2 separate regions of the Homo sapiens genome follow, and region 1 is linked to region 2. The links are chromatin loops, found by intact Hi-C in ENCODE. Cell type or tissue: heart left ventricle. All regions are shown on one strand. Links, peaks and the distances in the headings refer to the core of each region. The heading gives the core; the rest is flanking DNA.

Region 1 (7,980 bases), core at 2,981-7,980, 410 kb after region 2:
CTTTATGCTTCTCATCATGCAGAGCAGGCTTAGGGGCTGTGTCTGCAGCCCCTCCCTGATTCCCAGGGATGAAGAGATGGGGTAGGCTCTCCGCAGCTCTGGGGAAGTTTTATTCCCTCTTCTCCCCCTCTCTCTGCACTTCCTTCCCTCTCTTGTGTTCCATCTTAGTCCATTTCTGCTGCTATAACTGAATACCACAGACTGGGTAAGTTATAAAGAAAATAATGTATTTGGCTCACGGTTCTGGAAGCTGGCAAGGCCAAGAGCATGACGCTGGTGTCTGACTGATGAAGACTTCATGCTGCTTTATCCCATGGTGGAAGATATCACATGGTGAGGAAGCACATGTGTGAGACAGAAAGAAAACTGGCCAAACTCATCCTTTTATCAGGAAACCACTCCTGGGATAACTAACCCATTTGACTGATAACGGCATTCACCAACCTTTTAAAGGCCCCACCTCTCAACCCTGCTACAATGGGAGTTAAATTCCAACATGAGTTTTGGAGGGGACATTCAAACCATAGCATGTCCCCACCTGATCCATGCGCATTCTTTGTAGACCAGTGGTCCCCAAACTTTTTGGCACCAGGGATTGGTTTTGAGGAAGACAATTTTTCCTCAGACGGGGTAGGGGGGAGGGGATGGTTTTGGGATGAAACTGTTCGACTTCAGATCATCAGGCATTAATCAGATTCTCATAAGGAGCGTGCAACCTAGATCCCTCACATGCGCAGTTTGCAGTAGGGTTCGTGCTTCTATGAGAACCTAATGCTGCTGCTGATCTGACAGGAGGCGGAGCTCAGGCGGTAATGCTCACTCACTTGCAGCTCACATCCTGCTGTGTGGCCCAGTTTCTAACAGGCCATGGATCAGTACTGCGGGAGCTGGAGACCCCTGCTGCAGAGGATCTGACTCTTTTTGGCCCTGGGAGGGAGTGGTTCACAAAAGAAAAAGAAAATTACAATAGTCCCCCACCTTATTGGCAATTTTGCATTCTGCGGTTTCAGTTAGATGCTGTCAATCACAGATTGAAAATATTGAATGGAAAAATTCCAGAAATAAATAATTCATGTTTTGGCCAGATGGGGTGGCTCACACCTGTAATCCCAGTACTTTGGTAGGCTGGGACGGGCAGATCACTTGAGGTCAGGAGTTTGAGACTAGCCTGGCCAACATTGTGAAACCCCTTCTCTACTAAAATACAAAAATTAGCTGGGCATGGTGGTGTGTGCCTGTAGTCCCAGCTACTTGGGAGGCTGAGGCAGGAGAATCGCTTGAACCTGGAAGGCAGAGGTTGCAGTGAGCCAAGATTGCACCCTTGCACTCCAGCCTGGGTGACAGAGTGAGACTCAGTCTCAAAAAAAAAAAAAAAAAGAAAAAGAAAAAGAAAAAGAAAACCAAAAAACAAAATGAGCAACTCCCATTTTAAATTGCCTGCCATGCTGAGTAGAGTGAATCATCCCTCTGTCCAGCACGTCCATGCTGCATATTCTTCCCGCTCATTAGTCACTTGGTAGCTGTCTTGGCTGTCAGATCAACTGCTGAGGTATCGCAGTGCTTATGTTCAGGTAACCCTTACTTCATTTAATAACGACCCCTGGATGCAAAAGTGGTGATGCTTAACATCATCACAACATAATTATTATTAACAATAATAACTGAGAATAAAATAGAACAGTTGTTATAATTGTTCTATTTTATTATCAGTTATTATTGTTAACCTCTTAACTGTGCTTAATTTATGCATTATACTTTATGGTGGATATGTACATATAGAAAAATCCATAGTATGTATAGGGTTTGGTACTATCTGCGGTTTCAGGCATCCACTGGGGGTCTTGAATGTATCCCCTGCAAATAAGGGGGGGGACTAGCGTTTCTGTCTTCACCAGGCCTAGATGTGTCTTGCCTGCCGAGGAAAGATGTATAGTTAAGATGTGACAATTATCTGTCAGTTGGTGGAGTTTCACCCACTTAGTTGGTCTTCTTACTGTATTTTGAGATATCTTTATTTACAGGAGGCAAAATAGAGGTCCTGGGTCAGTCCTCAGCCCTCCACCCCCAGCCTTTATGCCTAGGAGACTTTGAGTTGATGGGGAAAGATGGTTTCTGCCCTTGGGGGACCCACACAGGGTCCTTAGTATAGAGCCTGGCGCTCCACAGGGACCCGGTATTGAATATGGGATGGAGAGGAGCAAAGAGATCCTGCCAGGGAGGTTGTAGGAAGATCAATGGGTCACAGAAGCTACAGAAGGGCACACAGTAAGGCCGTGAGAGTGGGTAAAAAGGAGTGTGGGAGCTCTCACCTGCTCTGTGCTGGGATGTGGGTACTGGTCTCCTGGGAGTGAGCAGTTGGGCCCTCACCCAGTTGGAGGGCCCAACCACAACCACGGCAAATCCCAAAGGCCAGGAACAGGGACTAATGTGGGGTCCAGGGATAAAAGCAGATTTCTGAGATACAGAAAGCCCAGGGTCTGGCCTAAGGGGCAGCTGATATGCCCAAGAGCAAGTTCAAGGGCAGAGCAAGTTCGAGTGTACTGCAGACAGCCTTGGGACAGGGACATCCAATTTCATGGGCCAAGGAGAACAGTGGAAAGTCCAGGTAGTCAGGAGCCCTTGAAAGTCTAGAGGGTGGTGGGCTTGGTTGGGATGTGGATGGACATATATATATATGTATATACATATATACACACACACCATGGTGTGTGTCTGTGTGTGTATATATATATATGTGTATATATATATACACACACATACCTGATATGTTATACCTGACATATGTTATATACATACATACATATACATATATACACACACATATATATATCTGATGGTTTTATATATATAGGGAGGTGTGTGTTTGTGTGTGTGTGTGTATATATATATGTGTATATATATGTGTATATATATGTGTATATATATGTATATATATGTGTATATATATGTGTGTGTATATATGTATATATGTGTGTATATATGTATATATGTGTATATATGTATATATATGTGTATATATATGTGTATATATATGTATATATATGTGTGTATATATATGTATATATATGTGTGTATATATATGTGTATATATATGTGTGTGTGTGTGTGTGTGTGTGTATATATATATATATATATATATATCAGTTTGCCCTTGCTGGATAACAAACCACCCCAGAACTTACTGGCTTAATGCATTAACCATTTATTATTTCTCTAGGCTTTTGCAATCAGATGCTGGGTTGGCTGGAAGCTGGCTGGTATAGCGTGGCCATGCAGCAGGCTAGTCTAGGCTTAGTCACATAGTGATTGCAGGGTTTCAGGAAAACAAATGAAAACATGCAAGATCTTATAAGGTCTTTACTTGGAACTGACAGACTGTCACTTCTGCCAAACTCTTTTGGTCAAACAACTCTCAAAGCCAAGCCTCACTTGAAAGAGTTTGGGAAAAAGTTCTGATTCTTTTGTTTGTTTGCTTTAGAGACAGGGTCTTGCTCTGTCACCCAGACTGGAGTGCGGTGGCGTAATCATAGCTCACTACAGCCTCGAACTCCTGGGCTCAAGCAGTCCTCGCAGCTCAGCCTCCCGAGTAGCTGGGACTACAGATGTGAGCCACAGCACCTGGCAAAGTTCTGCTTCTTGATGAGAGATGTTACTAAATCATATTGCAAAGGGAGGGGTGGAGAATTGCGGCCATTTTTGCAATCAATCTAACGCAACACCCACTTGTGAAAGACAGAAACCTGGGTGACATCCTGAGTCCTTCCTCCCACTTCTCCGACATCCGTTACCTCACCAAGCCAATTTGATTTTCACCCCCCAAAACGCCATTCAACTTTTCCTATTGCCACCACCCCAGTCCAAGGAACTTGTCTACCTGGTCTACTCACATTTGCTGTAGCTGTGCTCTACTATCGTGGCCACATAGCAGCCTATAGGACTTCTTCAAAGTACAAGCCAGGTCCCATCATTTCTCCCTGCCCATACCCTTCAAAGACTCTGTATTAGTCCATTCGCAGTTGCAAGCAGAAGAAACAGGCTCTGATTATGGCAAAAAAAAACACAAAAAAACAAAAAACCTAATGGAAGGGTATTGATTAGCTCACAGAATATCTTGAAGACTGGACCCAGAAATCACGCAGGCACCAAAGGTAGCAGCTGGATAGCCAAGACCACGATGAAAACCATGCTGCTGGAACATCTGGGGGACACTGTGGCCATCACCACCATGTAGCCAGGCCCCAGGATGCTGCTGCTGCCACCACTGCCAGGATGAATAGTTCACTGTCCTTGGCTTCTTGTATCACTCACTACAGGCTCAAAGAGCTGGGTGGAAGCATCTGATTGGCTAAGCCTCCAGTTTCCATTTCATTTCTGTGCTGACTCGGTCAGTGGAGGATTCCTAGGAATTCCCAGGATGAGGAAAGATGCTGGAAATTCAGTTGTTCTCAACCTTTACTGTGTTTTGCAGGTTCCCAAAGCCACTGGGGGCTGGGTGGGTATCTTCTCTGGCACATGGCATTTCTGCTGTAATAAAGGTTCTTTTAGTTAAAAGTCACAAACCCCTTATGGTGTAAGTGATAAGGTGGTGGGGATGGGACCTTTGTTTTTGCAAAGCTGTAAAGAGGAAAAAGTTAGTCTGGGCCCCTGAAGGAAAAGACATGAATCATTAAGTGAAGAGCATGGCTGAATCCCTGCGTCATCAGGGAGAAACCAGAGGAGGCAAATGTGTAAGAAAGATTCCCCTGGGCCTGGGAAGGGGAGCCGACAGAGGATCCCAGCTGCAGGAGGTCGGGCCTCAGGACCCCTTAGAACTTCATGGACTGTCCCAGCCAATGTGAAAACCCTGGGCCATGTCTGTTCTTACCCGGGAAAGAGGAGGAGAGAGGCTGGCTGGGGTCAGCAGTAAACCGATAGGGGACTGAAATGGACACTGTGGGTGCCTCGCCCAGACCCCTTTGCAGGATAGGGTGCATCTGCGGCTGCTGTGCCTGTTGGGTCACAGGGGCCTTCTCTCTTCTCTAGGGAATTGCCCTTTGCCCAGTGGGAGTCACGCCCACTCCCACAGCCTGCAGCCTGTGGATGACTGACATATAAGCCCTGCTGCCTTGCAACCAAGTGAATCTTATCTGAGGTGCCGCGACCCAGTGTCCTTGTGGGGTCAGCCAAGGCTAGATACATTTCTGCCCAGCAGTGGGGGTGACAGCGGCCTCTCCTACCATGCTGTGAAGGCGAGGGCAAGGGAAGCAGCTGCCAGGCTCCCGGGGCCTCCCTTATCTCAGCCCCTACCCACCCACCCAAGTCCAGAATCGGCCTCACACCTGCCCTGGATTCCACTTCCTCCCTGCTCTTGGGAGCCAGAGAAAAGATGTCCCAGGCCCGTTGACTCTCTTTCGCCCTCTCGTGGGCCCGCTGAGAACGGTGGTGATTCCCATAGAATTTTTCCCTAGGCTGCTTGTCCAAAAGCGGCCCGTTGGGACTTAGGAAAGGAGGGAGAAGGGATCAGGGTGATAATTCGTAGCTGGTGAGATTGAAGGTAGTTTTCCAAGCAAAGGGTTTGATGGTTTTTTTTTTTTTTTTTTTTGAGAGAGCGTCTTGCCCTGTTGCCCAGGTTGGAGTGCAGTGGTGCAATCATGGCTCACTGCAGCCTCAAACTCCTGGGCTCAAGCGATTCTCCCAAGTAGCTGGGACCAGAGGTGCGTGCCACCATGCCCAGCTAATTTTTAAATTTTTCGCAGAGACGGGGTCTCCCTGGGTTTGGTGGCTTTACTGGGGGGATGTTTGGTAGTCTTCCTTAGGAAACCTTGGCATCATGAAGGCTAGGCCAGGAAGCTGGTCTGAAGGGGCTGCTTGATGCTGTGACTGATTTCTGTGGCCTTGAGCCAGCCATCATGTCTTTGTCAAGTAGAGAGAATCAGACAAGGTCCTGTAGCCTGGAGGTAATGGGTGAACTTAAAGTGTAATTACACATTCAAGAGAGCTTCACCATCTCAAATCACACTGATCTTGCCGCCTATTAAACTTCCACCAGACTTCTCATTTTAGCTATGCAATCTTGTATTTGATTATCTATTTTCTTTCCTGTATATACTCCAGCCTCTTCCTATGGGTCTTTCTGCTTCCACACTGCACATTGCAACCAGAACTCACTCACTCAACACCATTTGGCTATGACACTAAAAAGCTTTCAAGAATTTCCCACTGCACTTACAGTAAAGTCCAAATTATGTTCCATGGCCCCCAAAGACCTGCACGGGCAAGGTGTGGTGGCTCACGCCTGTAACCCCAGCACTTTGGGAGGCCAAGGTGGTTGGTCTCCTGCCTCAGCCTCCCGAGTAGCTGGGATTACAGGCATGTGCCACCCTGCCTTGCTAATTTTTTGTGCTTTTAGTAGAGACAGGGTTTCACCATGTTGGCCAGGCTGGTCTCGAACTCTTGACCTCAAGTGATCTGCCTGCCTCGGCCTCCCAAAGTGGTGGGATTACAGGAGTGAGCCACCACGCCTGGCCTTGTGTGTCTTCTTGACTGGGCCATGGGGTGCCCAGGTATTTGATCAAACATTGTTCTGGGTATTTCTGCGAGAGTGCTTTTGGATGAGATTAACACTTAAATTGTTAGACCAAGTAAAGCAGATTGCTTTCCCTAATGTGAGCCCTCCTCCAATCAATTGAAAGCCTAAATTGAACAAAAAGGCTGACCCTCTCTTGAGTAAGAAAGAATTCCTCCTGCCTGATTGCTTTCAAACTGGGTCATCAGCTTTTTTCTTGCCTTTGGACGTGAACAGAAACATCAGCTCTTCCTGGGCCTTGAAACTGCTGGTCTTTGGATAAGAATTACACTATTGGTTCTCCTGGTTCTCAGGGCTTCAGACTTGGGCTAGAATGAAACCATCAGCCCTCTTGGGTCTCTGGTTTGCCAACTCACTCTGCAGATCTTGGGACTTGCCTATGTATAGGAGATATATATGTATATATGTATATGTATATCTCCTATTGGTTCTGTTTCCCTAGAGAACTCTAACACTCAATAGTATTCTCATGATTGGTTTAAATTAGTGCTGGCCAATAGAAATATAATGTGAGTCACATGTGTAATTGACAGTCTTCCAGTAACCATATTAAAAACATAAAAAGAAAGAGATGAAATTACTTTTAATAGTGTATTCTAGGCCAGGTGCAGTGGCTCACACCTGTAATCCCAGCACTTTGGGAGGCCAAGGTGGGCTGATCACCTGAGGTCGGGAGTTCGAGACCAGTCTGGCCAACATGGCGAAATCCTGTCTCTACTTAAAATACAAAAATTAGCTGAGCGTGGTGGTGCATGCCTGTAATCGCAGCTACTCGGGAGGCTGAGGCAGGAGAATTGCTTGAACCTGGGAGATGGAGGTTGCAGTGAGCCGAGATTGTGCATTGCACTCCAGCTTGGGCAACAAGAGCGAAACTACATCTCGAAAAAAAAAGTGTATTTTATTTAACCTAATATATTAAAAATATTATTATTTTGACATGAAACCGATATACACATGATTAAGTTACTAAATATTAAAAATATGCTGTGCATTTTATTCTAACAGCACATCTCAATTCAGACTAGTCACATATCAAATGCTCAATTGCCACACGTGGTTAGGGTCTATCATATTGGCCAGTGCACGTTAAGACCAATCAAGAAACATTACATGGGGCTGGGTGCAATGGCTCATGCCTGTAATCCCAGCACTTTGGGAGGCTGAGGCAGGCAGATCATTTGAGGTCAGGAGTTAGAGACAGACTGGCCAACATGGTGAAATCCCATCTCTACTTAAAATACAAAAATTAGCTGAGGGTGGTGGTACACGTCTGTAATCCCAGCTACTCGGGAGGCTGAAGCAGGAGAACCACTTGAACTTGGGAGACAGAGGTTGTAGTGAGCCGAGATCGCTCCACTGCACTCCAGCCTGGGCAACAGAGTGAGACTGTCTCAAAAAAGAAAAAAAAAATACGT
Region 2 (7,537 bases), core at 757-5,756:
GTCCTTCGTGGGGCGCCCTTCCTCTTCCCCAAACCCCACCAGCACCTGCCTGTCCTGCCGCCGCCACCCCCATCACCGCTCTCTCCCCGCCGCCCCCAACCTGGTCCACGTAGTTGGCGACTTCCAGGAGACGCTGTTTGGTGTGGTTCAAGTTTCGGTGCCGAGTCAAGAACTGGGAAGGCAGAAATCCCGGTGGCTTGAGGGGCTGAGCTGGCCCCATCCCTGACCCCGCCAACCCCTGGGGTCTCTCCTCACCAGGGTGTGGTCTGCCACAATGTACAGTTCCAGGTACTTCCGGGTCCTGCGCGCTTCTCGCCTGCCCTGCGGAGGTGCAAATGGGGACCCTGAGTGGAAGCTGCTGGGCTTGAGCCCTGACCACCAATCCCAGCTCCCAGAAGGAAGTTTAACATGTTTTCTGGAACTTGTTTCTTCAGACTTCAATAAAAATACTGGGACTCGAGGCCTGTGAATTCCCGTCTCTTCTGATTTGGAGGGCTATAGATACAGCATTCCCACTCCCATCCGATCGATGCCCCTGACCCTGCTCTGGGGACCACCAGGAAGGCTGGTCATGCCCGCTTTGTTCCCAGGATCCCTGTGGCCACAGGTTCCTTTCCAGGTGAGCAGCTGCTCCATCCGAAAGATCTCGTGGGTTGAGAAGTCCTTGGAGCCCCGGGGTGGCCAGGGACGCAGATAATAGCTGGCATTCCTGCTGAGGGTGATCAGGCCACTAGGGTGCAGAGGGGTAGGAGCGGGTGTGAGGGAGCTCTTTCCCCATCCCAGGCCCAGCCTCCTCTCCCAGAGCTCACCTCATCCCAGAGCAGGTGCAGAGGACTACCCAGGAGTCGGGGAAGCCCCTTACTCGCCCTTGGTAGTGGCAATGATCCTAGGGAGGAAGGGGCCAGCCCCAAATCTCAGCCAGGGCTGGAGCAAGAGGGGCAAGAGGGAGGGTGTGGTAGGGGCTGGCTCCAACCGCCCCTTAGGAATGCAAGGAGGAGTAGGGGTAGGAATGGTGGGGGGGTACCTCTGGCGGTGCATCCCAGAGCCCATGGAAGCATCTCACCGTGTGGTTGGGGGCCAGCACCACTGGCTGCCCATCTGGGCCGTAGTGGGTTTCTATGTATCCTGGGGCCAGCAGCCTGCTGAGAGGGGGTGTTACAGGGAACACTGAATTCAGCTTCCTCCTGCCTCCTCCAGGATGTCTCCCAGCCTTCCTCCCTAAATGCTAATGGAGCAGCTTTATGAGTGAGACACTCACAGTGTGTCTTAGGGAAGGGACAGGAGCAATGGTGACTTGCTCAGATCAGAAACTCTTGGGGCTAGAGGAAGGAGCCTTGGTGATGGCTTAGTTGTGGGAGGTGTGAATATGGGAAGCACCAGGGAGGACGCCGGGGAGGAGTGGGAATAGGGGAAGAGTTTGTGGTTCCCAGGGGACCTGCAGCAGGCAGCAGGATCCACAGGATCGGGAGGGGAGGAGTCAGGAGACACTGCCGAAGAATGGGACTTGGAGTTGGGGAAATGCGGTGACCTCCCCCAGTTCCCCTGCCTGCTGCCCTCCTTTGTTGGGCATCTGGTCGACCCTCTTGCCCCCACCTGCCCTAGATCCTTGAAATATTTTCCTCAGACTTCTAGACCCCACATACCTCCCACCTGTCCTTCAGTGATTGATGCTCACCCCCTGCCTCCAGAGAAAACAGAATCGCCACCTGCCCACGCTGCTTCCACCCTCCCTGCCTTCTCCACACCCACTCCGGTAATGATTCCATCTTCAGGCTCCATCTCAACAGGATCTTTCCCACACGGATGGATCAATCATAAGTCAATCTGTCTTCTTTAAAGAAAATCCTTAACCCAACCTCACCTTGGCCTCATTACCTCCAGACCACCCGCTAATGATGGCTGCTTCCCCCCTCCCAGGCATTCCACCACCTGCCCCAGCTCTGCCCCCTACCCCTGCCCCACACACACCCGCCACCCTAGGAGGTAGGTGATGTGACCACCCCATTGAAAGGGTAGGGACGTCGGGAAAATATGGTTGGGCACAGTGGAACTAGAGTTTGTTCCCTGTCCATCCGACTCCACGAGGGAGAATAAAATACGTGTCAAGTGCTCAGAACAGCGCCTGCGGTCAAGCACTCAGTAGGTGATATATACTGATAACATAATCTGGGTGGTTTTAAGAGCCTGCGCTCCAGCCCGGACACCCACCCCACCCAGCCCAAGGCACCTTCCTGAGCACAGGTCTGCCTGTCCCTTCCCCAGCTCAAAATCTTTGGCTCTGGATGGTCCAGGACACTGAGCACCAAAATGGCCTTCTGTGATCTGGCCCTCCTGGGACTCTCCAAATTCATTCCCCCCTGCTCCCCTCCCTGTAGATGGAGACCTTCCAGGCAGGTCAGACAAACTGCTGCCCCCAAGTGTAGCCACTGCATCTTTTTCTTTTTTCTTTTCTTTCTTTTTTTTTTTCTTTTTCTTTTTTTTCTCTTTTTTTGAGACGGAGTCTCACTCTTTGCCCAGGCCGGAGTGGTGCAGTGGTGTGATCTTGGCTCACCACAACCTCTACCTCCGGGGTTCAAGCGATTCTCCCGTCTCAGCCCCCTAAGTAGCTGGGATTACAGGCGCCGCCACCACGCCTGGCTAATTTTTTGTATTTTTAGTAGAGACGGGGTTTCACCATGTTGGCAAGGCTGGTCTCAAACTCCTGACCTCAGGTGAGCCGCCCGCCTCGGCCTCCCAAAGCCACCGCATCTTGGTCCCTGCCATTCCCTTAGCCTGGGGTGCCGGCTCATCTTTTCCCTCTAGGATTTCTTTAGACTCAGCATATCTTGCAAATGTCCACTAGGTGGTGCTCACTCATCGCCAGCAGGGAGCTAACAAGCCGCTCCTGGGGTTGGGAGGGCGGAGGTGCCCCACAGCGGGGCTGACAGCCTCAGCGGTCCTCTTCAGCCTCCAGGGAGCCAACCACAGGCCTGCGTGACTCTCCCTGTCATCTGCACCCTCTCTGGGGTCCTCTGCCCATCCAGCCACCCGCACAGATCTGTGTCAGTCCCTGCCCCCCAACACTGATCCCCTCCTCCCAGCCCTACCCCAGCCTGGCACTCACTGGTTCTTCTCCAGCTCAAGCAGGAGCTCCTGGCCTTCAGCCTCCAGGGCCACCAGCCCCATGTCTGGCTTCGAGACCTGGGCAAGAAAATGTGTGGAGCTGAGATGGTGGCCTCCAGGCCTCCTGCCTGCCAGGGAGTAGGTGGCCTGTGGAGCCGGCTGGGGAGGAAGTTCTTGGGGAGAACGTGGGCTGGGGAGTCAGCAGGACCCCCCACATACTATGGAGGGCGTGGAGGAGGTGAGAACATACAAAGATGTTCCCAAACTCAGGATGTTTGCAGTCCTGACAACAGCCACTTGGAAGGGCGTTGGCACAGCCTGCCAGGCACACCAGCATCCTCCCTAGAGACCAGAGGTCCCAGAAAGGTGCCCCTCCCCTGGCCCGCCCTCTTCTTTCATGCCCAGAAGGGGCATCAAAAGCAGGGGAAGACAGAGGGGTGCTGAGGACATTATGGGGGCATCGGGTAGCCATGGTCAGGGCCTCCTCAGAGCCTCTGCTACCTGAGGCTTGTTTCCAAATGAGCTGCTGCTCATTCCCTATAGAATTCAAATTTGACTCCTCCACTTCCAATTTTGGCAAACTGCTCCCTCTTCCAAAGTTTTCCTGGGCCTCCAGCAGCCCCCGTCCCTCCGGCTCCGACACCTGCTTCACTGGACCCACGAAGTAAACATGGACGCCATTCCAGCCAAGAGAGCACACTGGCTCTCAGCTAGGTGTCAGGAGGCTGGCTTGGACGGCCAGCCCTCTCTCCTTCCCCCACCCTCTTGGCGTCTCCCACCCTGTGGGAACACCCCACTTCCCCCTTGTCCACTCAGCCTGGCTGGGGGCCCAGAGTTGGAGCCGGCCCAGGAGCTTCCTGGGAGGCTGCTGCGCCTTCGGAATGTTTAACCCCCGACTCCTTTTCTCCAAAAATGCACTGGCCTGGGGCCCTGTCCAAGGGTCTCAGAGTCTTTGGAGGGAGTTCTTCCTTCGCAAGTGGGGAGCAGATGGTCCTTGCCTCCCTGGCCACAGGCCCCACAAGGCCTCCAGCATGAGCTCATGAGGCTGGAATGCCACTTGCTTTATTGGGGAAAGGTCTGCACCGGGAAAAAGGCCATACTCGAGGTCCCTGTTCCTCTGCAGCCCCTGCTATCTTTACTCTTGCCCTCCTGGTACCCTGCCCCTTGATATATACCCCTCATCTTGAAATGTGAGTGTTTCCTGCCTTTTGGAGGGGACACCTAGCCTCTACTCTTTCTTCTGTACCATCTTGGCAGGCTTCCTGGGGGCAGGGGCCCACCGGTGGGGGAAGCAGAGCCCCTTTGGGGCTCTCCTCTTGGTCACAGCCCAGGCCAGACAGACAGGGAGGCCCAGAGGCAGAGTGACCCCAGTGTGTGTCCAGCCTTCCCCTCCTGGGGATGGGGAGGGCAATCTCAAAGCTCAGGCCAGTGCCGTGCTTGACCAGTGGAATGGGGGCCTTATGGGCCTAGGGGATCCCAGTGAGGGCCCTGGGTTGGGAGCTGCTGGGTCTCTGGGGGCCTCTCAGCCTTCATGGCAATGCTCCCCTGCCTTCCCTCTTGCTGGATTTGGACAGTAGGGCTGAAAATTCCAAACAAAGAGGGCTCTCTAGGAGGGGCAGGGGTGTAGCCAATGGTTTAAAATCGTTCAGACCTTAGTGGGTCTCAGGCTCCCAGCCTAAAGAGCTGTGTGACCATGGACAATTTCCCCAAGCTCTCTGGGCTTCCGTTTGCCCCTCTGTAAAATGAGCATATCAAGGCTACTGCCCTCTTAGTTTGCAGCACAGATATTATGGCACAAACAGATGGGGCATGGTTATTCTGGAAGCGTGTGAAGAGCGGGATTGGGAAGAGGCTGGGGCAGAGCGTCCTGCAGAAGAAGCACATGGGGTGGTCTTACATCTGGGGGACATCAGGAGAGTGACCACTGCCCCCCCGATACCAGAAGTGGATTCCACAGGAGCCAGTGAGGCTGAAGGTTCAGGCCTTCGTGGCAGGGCCCTGAGAGGGACAGCAGTGTGTCCACAGGGTCACATGTTCTGGTCAACTTTGCAAAAGGTTTTCTTTTTGGTGCTTTTTTTTTTTTTTTTTTAGAGGCTCCTGAAAAGCTTCAGGACCCACAAACTCTGGACCCATTTCTGCCTGGTGGGGGTGGGGGTGGCCCAGATCATCCAGGGAGGGAGGGAAAGAGGGAGGTGGGGTGGAGAAAGCTGAAATGACTTCCATGTGTGCGGGCTCACGAGATCCAGATGTCCAAACCCCAGTGCCTTCTTCTGCCCACTTGAGGGGCAGGGGAGGCAGGGGCCTATAGGAGTAGTGACTTGGTGGTTCTGGGGACCCCAGCAAAACTAGAAGCTGTAATGTAGGGAGAGACAAAAGGGCTGGGAGGTTCAGGGCCCCTGTGGAGGGCGGGGAGACATGGCACTGACCGGCTCCTCCAGGCTGACGGTGCGCCAGGGTTGTCCATCCAGGACCCAGTGCGGGGTGACTGGCTGCCCAGGGATATGTCCTGGAGTAAAGACAGAGCACAGGGTGAGGGGGACCTGAGGAACACAGGGGCATGGGACAAAGCAGAGGGAGGGGGGTAGAGGACATCCCCAGGGAGGCACTGGAGGCCTTTTGGGGCAGACTTCACCTTCAACACGCGTGGGCTCAGCCTGGAGAAGGAGGGACGCCCGTGGGCATCCTTGGATCTGAGGAGCTATCAAGGAGGAGGAAAAGAGAAGGCTGGAAAGGGACAGCTCAGCTGGGGACACGGGAGTCCCCTGACCTTTGTCGGGGGGCAGGCTTGGGCTCGGCGATCACAAGGAAGAGGCCAAGGCCGCCAGTGCAGAGGGGAAGGAAAGAGCGCGGCAGCCTTAGGGATTTTTAGATGGGCAGCAGATGCCTTTAGGGTGAGAGATGTACGAAGAGAGGACACTTGTGCCCCCCCCATCATCTGAGAAAAACAACAGCCAGATGTTGCCTTGCGAGGTCCACCTTGCCCAGAGCTCCCTCGGGGACTCTGTCCTGGTGGCAGGGTTTTGGTACCCTGGCCCAGAAGGCCCCTCCTCATCTCTTCAAGGGGAGGGGACGCTTCTGGACGGAGCCTTGGTGCTCCCTGGCCGGGTGTGCCTAAGGGGGCTCTAGGAGGAATCCCAGAGCCAAGCATTACTCAGAGGGCGCCTGGAATGTTCCCCTGGAATGCTCCCAGCCCTCCACTGGCCCCAACCACTCTCACAGGCCCGCCCTGCAGGAGCCAGGCCCCAGGCACCCAGAGCCTGCAGCAGCCCTCCTTCCCCCGGTACCCAGTCCCAGCTCCCAGAACAGACAGCCTCCCCCCTCCACGCAGCCCTGGCCTCAGTCCTGCTGGGCTGATGGCTGCCTGTGGAAGTGACTCAGCTCCTGCTAGGCCACCCCAACTCCTTTTTTCTCCTCCACCTTCTCTCCCAGACTACAAACATCAAAGACCCTTCCTCCAAGAAGCCCTCCTTGATTGGATGAGTGAATTGCCATCAGGCAGATGAGGGCCGAGAGGAGTCTGCCACCTTGGAAAGGAGGCTAGAGGGGCCAGTGCAGGGAGGGCTCTGAGTGGATGTGGGGGAGGGGAAGGAGGGGAGGTCTCTCAGCCCAGAGAGCACTTAACTGAGAGTAGAGAACCAAGCTTTGCTGCTCCTAGGCCTCTAAGGGTTTGGGGAAGAGGTAGGGTGGGCCCGGGCACAGGTGTGGTGTGGGTGCAGTGTGGTGTGTGGGTGCTGTCCACATGGCCTTGCGCGCACGTGCTGGCCACGGGCACCCTGACCCCAATGAGGGAGAGAGGGGCAGAGCTGGAGCTGGAGCTGGAGCTCCGGTGACCGGGTGAATGGGGGTGGAACCCGAGGGAGCCAGGCTGGTATTGGGCACATAGACGCCCCTCTCCCAGGGGTCCCATCACCTCCCCTGACCCCAGGATAGGGCTCAGAGGGGAGGGAGCAGTGGACCGCCTGGGGCCCTCCCCTGGGGCCAGAACAGACCAGGCCCCTGTACCTGTTTGGTCCCCACACAGTGCTGTGGAAGCCACCGCCCAGTCTGCATAGCACAGCCCAGCCCCGCATGCCCCCTCCCTGGTTGCCCTCCCTGTTCCCGGCCAGGCACTTGCTGTGCAGGACTGGCTAATCCTCCCACCCGCTTGCAGAGGTTGTTCCAGCCCCATCTTAACATCTTTGTTTGGAGGGGTTACCCCGAGGAGACAGCTGCAGTCTTCCCAGAGCACTGCTAAACAGACACCTTCTATCTGGAGAGGCCCTTCTCTATCTCACCAAACAAGGCAACAATATAAACAACATACACACTGCCCTGCTGCCCTGGGAGGAGGGACGAGGGGTGAGCAGGGTGGAGGCCACAGCTAGTTCTGCAGCCTGAGAGCAAAGCAGGGACTCTGGGGGACTCTTGGGCATGGGGGCTTCCTAGAGGACGGAGC

The links. Peaks named below come from ENCODE experiments on the same cell type or tissue, not always from the same donor. Only the 100,000 strongest peaks of a DNase experiment are listed, where the experiment ranks them.
Region 1: a loop joins it to region 2, with 4 times the contacts of the local background. A loop is called at or near these places in 40 of 110 quality-filtered maps.

What each region holds. Positions count from the first base shown.
Region 1 is chr20:4,086,646-4,094,625 of GRCh38, forward strand. No RefSeq gene overlaps it. Among named protein-coding and RNA genes, the nearest start is that of SMOX, 58 kb to the right of the region's middle. In heart left ventricle, for the core only: a CTCF peak has its summit at 5,400 (motif pointing left); DNase peaks (open chromatin) are centred at 5,149 and 5,386.
Region 2 is chr20:3,673,964-3,681,500 of GRCh38, forward strand. It overlaps ADAM33 (ADAM metallopeptidase domain 33), which reads right to left. Exons shown (of 22, transcript NM_025220.5): 2 at 5,529-5,608; 3 at 3,104-3,180; 4 at 1,064-1,142; 5 at 810-886; 6 at 541-730; 7 at 256-321; 8 at 101-172. Among named protein-coding and RNA genes, the nearest start is that of ADAM33, 4.3 kb to the right of the region's middle. RefSeq lists enhancers at 3,174-3,776, 4,380-4,981, 7,472-7,537. In heart left ventricle, for the core only: a CTCF peak has its summit at 2,840 (motif pointing right); DNase peaks (open chromatin) are centred at 2,888 and 3,949; H3K27ac peaks cover 811 bases; H3K27me3 peaks cover 1,075 bases.